Regions from separate parts of the Mus musculus genome. Here region 1 is linked to region 2. Evidence: chromatin contacts called from ENCODE Hi-C or POLR2A ChIA-PET data. All regions are on one chromosome and are shown on one strand. Each heading gives the region's core, a stretch centred on a gene start or an enhancer-like site at or near the end of the contact. The rest is flanking DNA. Distances are from core to core; before and after follow the strand shown. Region 1 has its middle 19 kb from the start of Gm36156. Region 2 holds the start of Tfap2c (transcription factor AP-2, gamma).

Region 1 (3,492 bases), core at 123-2,622, 94 kb after region 2:
ATTTCAGCGAATATTCTAGAACTCAGTGCCACGTGCACTTGCCGTCAAGGGATGGTGTCCCCTGCGGTGCCAACGCTGTGAGCTACTGTTCCTTTTCAATATCACAGCTCCGAAAGGCGTGAAGAGCGATGTCATTAGTCCATACTTCAGTTGCTTGGTTACTAATGAATTGGTGAGTGTTCTCATGCACGGCCCAGGCTCACTTCCTGAAATTCCATCTGCGGTTTAGCTTCCCTGCTTGGCTGCTGTGTGTCTTTGGCCATCTTTTATTGTTCAGTAGGACTCTTGTCTATTTGAAAAGTGTTTTGTTTTGTTTTGTTTTTTTCTTTTAAGTTTTGCAAGACAAGTTTTCTCTGTGTAGCCTTAGCTGCCCTAGAATTCACTCTGTAGATCACACTGGTCTTAAACTCGGAGGTCTGCCTGCCTTTACCTCTTACGTGTTTGAGTTAACCGTGTGCGCCACCATACCCTGATATTTGAAGAGTCTCAATCTGTTGAGTATCTTGGATTCCTCTTTCCCAGGGGAGGAGTGTTGGGAGGCCTGTGGAATCCAGGCAAGTACTACATCACTGAGAAATATTTTCCTTAATTAGCTGGGCATGGCAGGGCATGACTTTAATCTCACCAATCTGGAGGCAGAGGCAGGCATATCTCTGTGAGTTTGAGGCCAGCCTGGTCTACTAGTTCCAGGATAGCCAGGGCTACACAGAGAAACCCTGTCTTGTGGGGGAAAAAGTCTAATTTGTTATCCATGGAACCTCAGAGCCACCTGAGAGGAGACCTATTTACAGGATGAACAAATGACCCTGTGGCTATAAACCTGGCTTGGAAGTGCACGTGCCTGCCGGCTGTTTTTAATTTTTATTAAAATCTGTGAGCAGTTATTTAGCACCAATAGCCAGAAGTCTGAGTCATGAATGCATCTCCAGTTCAGGGACTTATTTCCTCCTTTAGCATTTCTCTTCCTTTGTATGGAGGCATGATGCAGACTCTTCTATCCCCCTCCCCCTAGTCCTCACAGCCTTCGACCCCCAATGGAGCTCTCTAGAAAGAATAGGCAGGGCCAGGAAACAGAAGGATTTGACCACAGGAACACAAACGTTCCTGAAAAACAAGTCAGGACTAAGGAAAACCCAAAGAAGTAGCAAGAAGTGTTTCCAAGAGTCAGTCATTCACCCATGCACCACGGGGAGGGAGGAGGGAGGGGGTTGTCCCAGCGCACAGAGGAGGCCGGGCATCTCCCTGTGACTGTGTGGGAGAGAGCTCCTGTGACTGAGGAGCGAACGTAAGAAAGCCACGTCCAGGGCGCCTGTGTGCATCTTCCTTTGGATCTCAGCTCTGCTCAAGTGAGGAGGAGTCAGGATGTGGACCAGAGCCTCCAAAGTCAACCCAGGATGTGCCTGCAGTGACTTCCTGCTGCCTTGCGCCAAGGATGTCAGGCGGTGAGTCAGAGCCCAGGTATTTTGGCCCAGCCGCTGTTTTGACAATAAGGGTGATTAAACAGACCGTTTATTTTTTTATTCCCCCCACCGCCCCTCCCCGCACTTCCAGAAGAGCTTTGTTCTGGGTCTTGACAAGAAAAGAGACTCCCAGAGGCAGAATGGTGCTCACAGGAAGCAAGTAAGAGCACCCTTGGGTGGGTGAATGGCTTCCCTGCCTGCAGCCCCTGAAATCTAGGTCTTGAAGAACAATTCAGAGAAGCTGACTTGAGTAGCAGCATGAAAGACTGGGTTAGGCACCAAGTGGGACTTCCTGCTCAGAGAGCTTTCTTCTTTCCCTGAGTAGGAGGCAGTTCGTTGAGAGGCTGTCTCCTGCCATGCGGTGAGACCTTTTACCTTGAGGTCTGGGTAGCACAGCAAAGATGTCAGGAAACAGAGGCAGGAGCCTGGGACGCATTTACCAGGGCATTGATGAACTGCTGTGCTCTGAGCTTGAGAGTACAGAGGAGAGAGAACAGACAGACGACCAGCAAGCTAGCCTAAAAGGGGTGAAGACAGGAAGCAGAGATGTGGAACTGGCCTGGGCGTGGGGGGGCAGAGGAGGCTCTGACAGAGCATCATGTGAGAACTAGTGATTCATTCTAGCTCACACAAACCCAGATGCAACCCCCCCCCCCCCCGCCTGCCTCCCTGGCTCCCAGAACAGACCTGTCACTGTGGCTTCTGGGCACAGGAATCACAGGCTGAAGCATCCCAAGGTGACAGGGTTATCTTGACCCAGGCCTGGATCTGCGACTCTCTGCACTTCCCTGAGCTTGGTGATCAGGCCTGATGGGCCCTTTCACGCCCAGGTCGGGGCCCAGTCTTTGTGGGGGGAGTAAAACTCTTCCAACTTGAGTCCTGGGTCTCAATTCAGGATCAGACACCTACTCAGGAACCTATCGGGATGTTAGTCAGGGGAACTCTCAGCCCTAGGTCCAGAGAGGGGAAGGAATGGCTCCAGGTAACATATTGGTGAAGGAAGCCCCAGAATGGCCAGTCCAGATATGAAGACACCGGCATGGGTCAGTGTCCAAGGCTCTTGTGGGGCTCTGACCTAGCTGCCAGTCCCTAGCCTTTGAGGTGTCAGCAGCCAACGTGCCCACATCTTTCAGGTTGCAGGTCCTATTTTCCGTCCCTATGAGCCTTGCCAAGTGTTTGAGGTGTCCTGCAGCAGGGAGGGAGGCTGGAGCATTCCTGGGGAGATGAGGGGGCTCCCCCAGCAGTGGGAACGCTTGTATTACCCAAGTGCAGCCTGTGACACTGTGACAGTGGTCACCCAGGTGGTACCTCCCATCAGCACCAGGTGCTTCCTGTGTTTGGGGGGGGTCGTAGCTAGAATCTTCGAAGGTTCCGTACCATTGACGGTCTGTAAGACTATCCTGGCACAGGCCAGGAAGCTATTGCAAATAAATGTATCACTTCCTTCTCAGACTCCAGCGTTTTTTTAGAATGATGCTAAAACCAACAATGCACACAACACGGGGAGAGGAAGGAGACAAGATGGTGGAAAAGGGAGAGTAGGCTCAGCGTGGTGGCTTTAATCGCCCGTTCATCTCAGCGCCTGGGAGGCAGAGGCAGGTAAATCTATGTGAATTCAAGGTCAGCCTGATACACACAGTGGGTTCTAGGCCAGCCAGGGCTATTCTACATTCCTTCCTTCCACCCAGCCTCCAATGCCATGTGAGAGACCCTGGGTACCTGTGTTACCCTCTGGTCTCCCAGTTTTCTTCCCTGCAGAGTGTGGCTGAGAAGACTGCCTTGGGGGTGTGAGGGGAGGGACCAGTGTGGGCTGAGAACAACCTGGGGCGAGACTGAAGCTTCAGAGGAGGGACAGATGCATTTGGTGGGGACCACTATGGGGCTTGGTCCCCTAGGTCTCAGAGCAAGGATGTGCTCTTCTGAAGGGGACAGACACACAGAGAGCTTAGCACCTCTGGGGATGATGGGGGGTGGTGGTGGAGGTGAATTCGCTGCCCCACTTTCTTCTGATCGTTGACCCCGATGTCCACCC
Region 2 (3,548 bases), core at 781-3,280:
TTCCTGCACCTGGACTCTGTGTCCAGGTCCCGGCCCCCAAGCTGGGTGTGGATGGGACAGGGTCCTCCAGAGTCGAGGAAATCCTGTGTGCAACTGTCCTCTCCATCAAGCGCTGCGCTGTCGCTTTAGAGAGAATGAATAGCCTTGTCTAGCGGTTCCCAAGTCCCCAGACTCGGGGCGCGGGGGGGGGGGGGGGGGGCTGAGGAAAGGCGAATGCAGACCCTTCATGCCCTTCTGTCGTCCTCCCCCCTCCCCACTCGGCCGAAAGCTCCGGTGCAGAAAGCACTCGGTCCCCCTGGGCTTCTTGGATTATCGCTGAGGTGGGAAGAACAGGGAAAGCCTGGGGTAGGGTGAGCCGCACCGCCCCCCCTGGCCAGGAGAGGAGCGGAACCCCGCCAGACCTGTGACAGTTGCCTTCCAGAGAGAGCCTGGGACCTGGCGTTCCCAGTCCTGAGCTTGATGCGGGCAGCACCAGTTCTTTCTGGAGCAGGTGCCCTCTTCTCCCGCTAATTCCAGGGCCTCTGTTTTGGAGGCTCGGTCTGGATTGCCTGCCTTTTTAACTTAGCCGGAAAAGCCCCCTTGATTCCCGCGGTTTCAACTTCCTGGGTCTGTTAGGGTCAACTGGCCAGAAAGCTATTTTGCATGCGGCTATTCTCTAAGACCATGGGGGAACGGTTGGCTTGAACATCTATTTTAATTTTAGTTACTTTACTTCAGGCCTATCTGGGTCTAGGGAAATGCTTACAGACGAGGAGCAGGAAGAGAGCAAATTATTTTAGTCTGTGGATACGGGAGGCACGTTCCCAACAGGTCCTGGCCACTGGGCTGATGGGTATCAAGAATTGTGTAATTGGCTTCGGAATCAATCCGAAATAGTCCCTGCCTCCAATTCCACTGTTTGAAGCCAATCTCCATATACTGTTGGGACGGACTAACAAGATTAGCTCTCGAGAACTGTGGACTTTCTGTTTGGGATGAAAAAAATTAACTATAACAATTAGGCCAATTATTTTCGTTTCGTTGAATTAAAAAATAACACTGAGTATTGCTTTTTGGCTTGGACGGAAAATCTTGGGGTGCAGCAGCATTCTGTGGATAGAAGCTTTGCTTTCTGCCTCCCATGGGACGAGGTGTGCCCATATCTCAGGGCGACCTCCCTGTAGTCCCCCTCCCACTTTACAGCACCTCATTCCACGCGGCCCGTGGCGATGGAGGTTTATTCTGCCTGGAACCTCTTTTCCTGGGCGAGTAGAGGCTTCTGAAGAGCCGCCCGTGACAGCTGCAGAACCGGCGCTCCGCAGGGCTGGGCATCGCAGCAGGGATGGGCCTGGGCGGGGGAGCTCGGGTCTCCTCCAGCCACGGCCCGCAGCCAGATACAGCTTCGGGCTATAGCTGCAGCACGCGGTTGTCCGATTTATTCACAGCAGGTATTACCGTGAGTTTCCTCTTTGGAGCTGGGGGAGCGGACTCCTTCTCGGAATCCTTCCCCTCCCTTCCCTCAGTGGGCAGGTCAGTAAAGTACCCAGGGAGAGGGAAAGGGGGGGGGGGGCACTAGGGAACAGTGGGACTTTAGCTATTTCTCAGCCCAATCCTTAAATGTCTGTCGGAACAGCTGGGGCGAGGTGTCAGGGAACCCCAGGAGTTGAGACACCCTGGAATGGGGCGTCTTCAACTCTCAAGTGACATCCATTTTTTAGGAGGATGAAGGACGGTTCTTGAGGTGGGGAAATCCCAGCTGTCAGCTCTGCCAGTCTAAGGTGTGCAAGGGGGCTGGCAGGCAAAGGAAGCCACGTTTGGGCACCTCAGCTTGGCAGGTCTGCGGTTGTCAGAGACCGCCCACTGATGCCCCTGCGAGCCCCTCGCGACGCCTGGTCCTGCAACACGCTAGGCAGGGTGCGGGGCGGAGCTAGGCAGGGACTGGCTGGGGGCTGCCCCGCCCGGCGCCTGGGCCTCCGCGCGGCGCCGGCCCCCGGGGAGGAGTTATGATAATTTCCTTCCCATTAAGGCGTTCGGGTCCCCCGGCTATCGCCGGGACACACTGTGAGGGTGAGGCTTCTCCGGTCCACGGCTGCGGCCTCTACACACCCACGGCGACCACATCTCTGTGCACAGCCACCGATGCGCGTCCAGTGACTGGGACAGCAAGGCCGGCGCGCGCGGCGGGGGCGGCGGCAGACGCCTGGCCACCGTGACCCCGATTGTGGATTTACCGCTCGGGGGGTGGGGGGAGCCTGGATTTAACTGGCGACTATTTTGGGGGACGCCGGACGCCATGTTGTGGAAAATAACAGATAATGTCAAGTATGAAGAGGATTGCGAGGTGAGCGGGGGCTAGGGAACGTAGCCCCGCCGGCCCGAGCGGGGTCCCAGGGCTGCTGGCCAAGGCTGGGGACGTTTGCGCGGAGCCCTCGCCTTCGGGAGGGATGAGGGCCAGTCTTCGGCCATCTCCTGGGCCCCTTGTTGAATCTGGTCTTGTCTCTCGGGGACAAGGCCTGGCAAGAGCGTGGCAAACCCACCCGCAGAACTCAACTGTGGGTTCCTACGAAGCGCACGGCCCTCCTTTCCATTTTCCCCGAAGAGCGCCCTGTCTCCGGGTCTCAGACGTGGCTTTTTTCCCACGAAGTCTGTCCAGTGTCCACGGAAGCTTCCCTGCCAGCGACACCTTTGAGGAGTCTCCTCCAAGGAAGGCTTGTCACCTGCCCCGCTACCTCCTCGAGAAAGAAAAAAAAAAAAAGAAAGAAAGAAAAGAAAAGTCCAAACAACTGCAACCTGGTTTTCAAGAGAAGTGGGGGTTGGGGACTGTGGGGTGGGGGTGAAGCCAGATGGGGCCTTGAGCGCTCGCGAGTACTCTAGCCTGTCGGACAGGTTGAGCTAGAGTTTCGGAGAGTAGGAGGGAGGGAGGCGGCGAGCGGGAAGAGGAAGAAGATTCAGGCGGCGCGAGGCGAGCACCGGGGAACGTGGGGAGGAGAGGCCGGCGGCCAGGCTGCGGGAGCGCACCGCACCCGCACGACCTCGAGGGGCTGCCCCTGCGTGCATGCCCGGGCGGCTTCCGCTAGGGGGCGACAGTGCCCCGCTCCTGTGTCCCTGCTACCCTTCTGACCCCTGGGACTGATGAAGACACATCTTTTAGGAATTAAGTCTGACCGCCTTGGGGCGAGGGGACGTGCGCAGGCAAAGGTTGCCCAGTTTGGCAGAGTCTTTTCATTCCTTCTCTACACCGGGATGTGTGAGAACCTTGACCATGGCCGGGCTGGAAGACCTCACTTCCTAAGGCGCAGAAGGCACGGGCTTGGCTAGCAAGGATCACAGCTCCGATCCCGCGTGTCGGCTCCCGGTCTCTCCGGACGACATTACTATGAGGCCTTACCTGAGAGTGTCACTTCCGCGGCGCGGCCGCCTCTTAAGGGAGTGAGAGGGGGATGATCCTTGGGGCGGGGAAACGCGCCCTTCGTCGGCGTTGCGCATTATCCGCGCTATTTGCGCGCCGCAGCGACATGGGAGGAGGGTTGTTGAACGAGGGCGCTGTGCGCCGAGGTCGCCGCACGCCG

Evidence for each region. A loop is a pair of places that touch in the nucleus more often than their neighbours do. ChIA-PET counts read pairs that join two places held with the same protein, here RNA polymerase II (POLR2A).
Region 1: a loop to region 2 is called in a map of mouse trophoblast stem cell, with 3 times the contacts of the local background. The contact joins the enhancer-like site here to the promoter of Tfap2c in region 2. A Hi-C loop is called at or near these places in 1 of 37 maps with a recorded cell type or tissue (mouse trophoblast stem cell). POLR2A ChIA-PET finds 5 or more read pairs at or near these places in 2 of 5 experiments (Patski and embryonic stem cell).

What each region holds. Positions count from the first base shown.
Region 1 is chr2:172,642,659-172,646,150 of GRCm38, forward strand. No RefSeq gene overlaps it. Among named protein-coding and RNA genes, the nearest start is that of Gm36156, 19 kb to the right of the region's middle. Within about 2 kb of position 1,373, at least 1 of the 3 ENCODE cell types and tissues checked has a DNase peak (open chromatin) inside an H3K27ac peak, as active enhancers do.
Region 2 is chr2:172,547,563-172,551,110 of GRCm38, forward strand. Tfap2c (transcription factor AP-2, gamma) reads left to right here and starts at 2,031. Exons shown (of 7, transcript NM_009335.2): 1 at 2,031-2,320. The coding sequence starts at 2,273.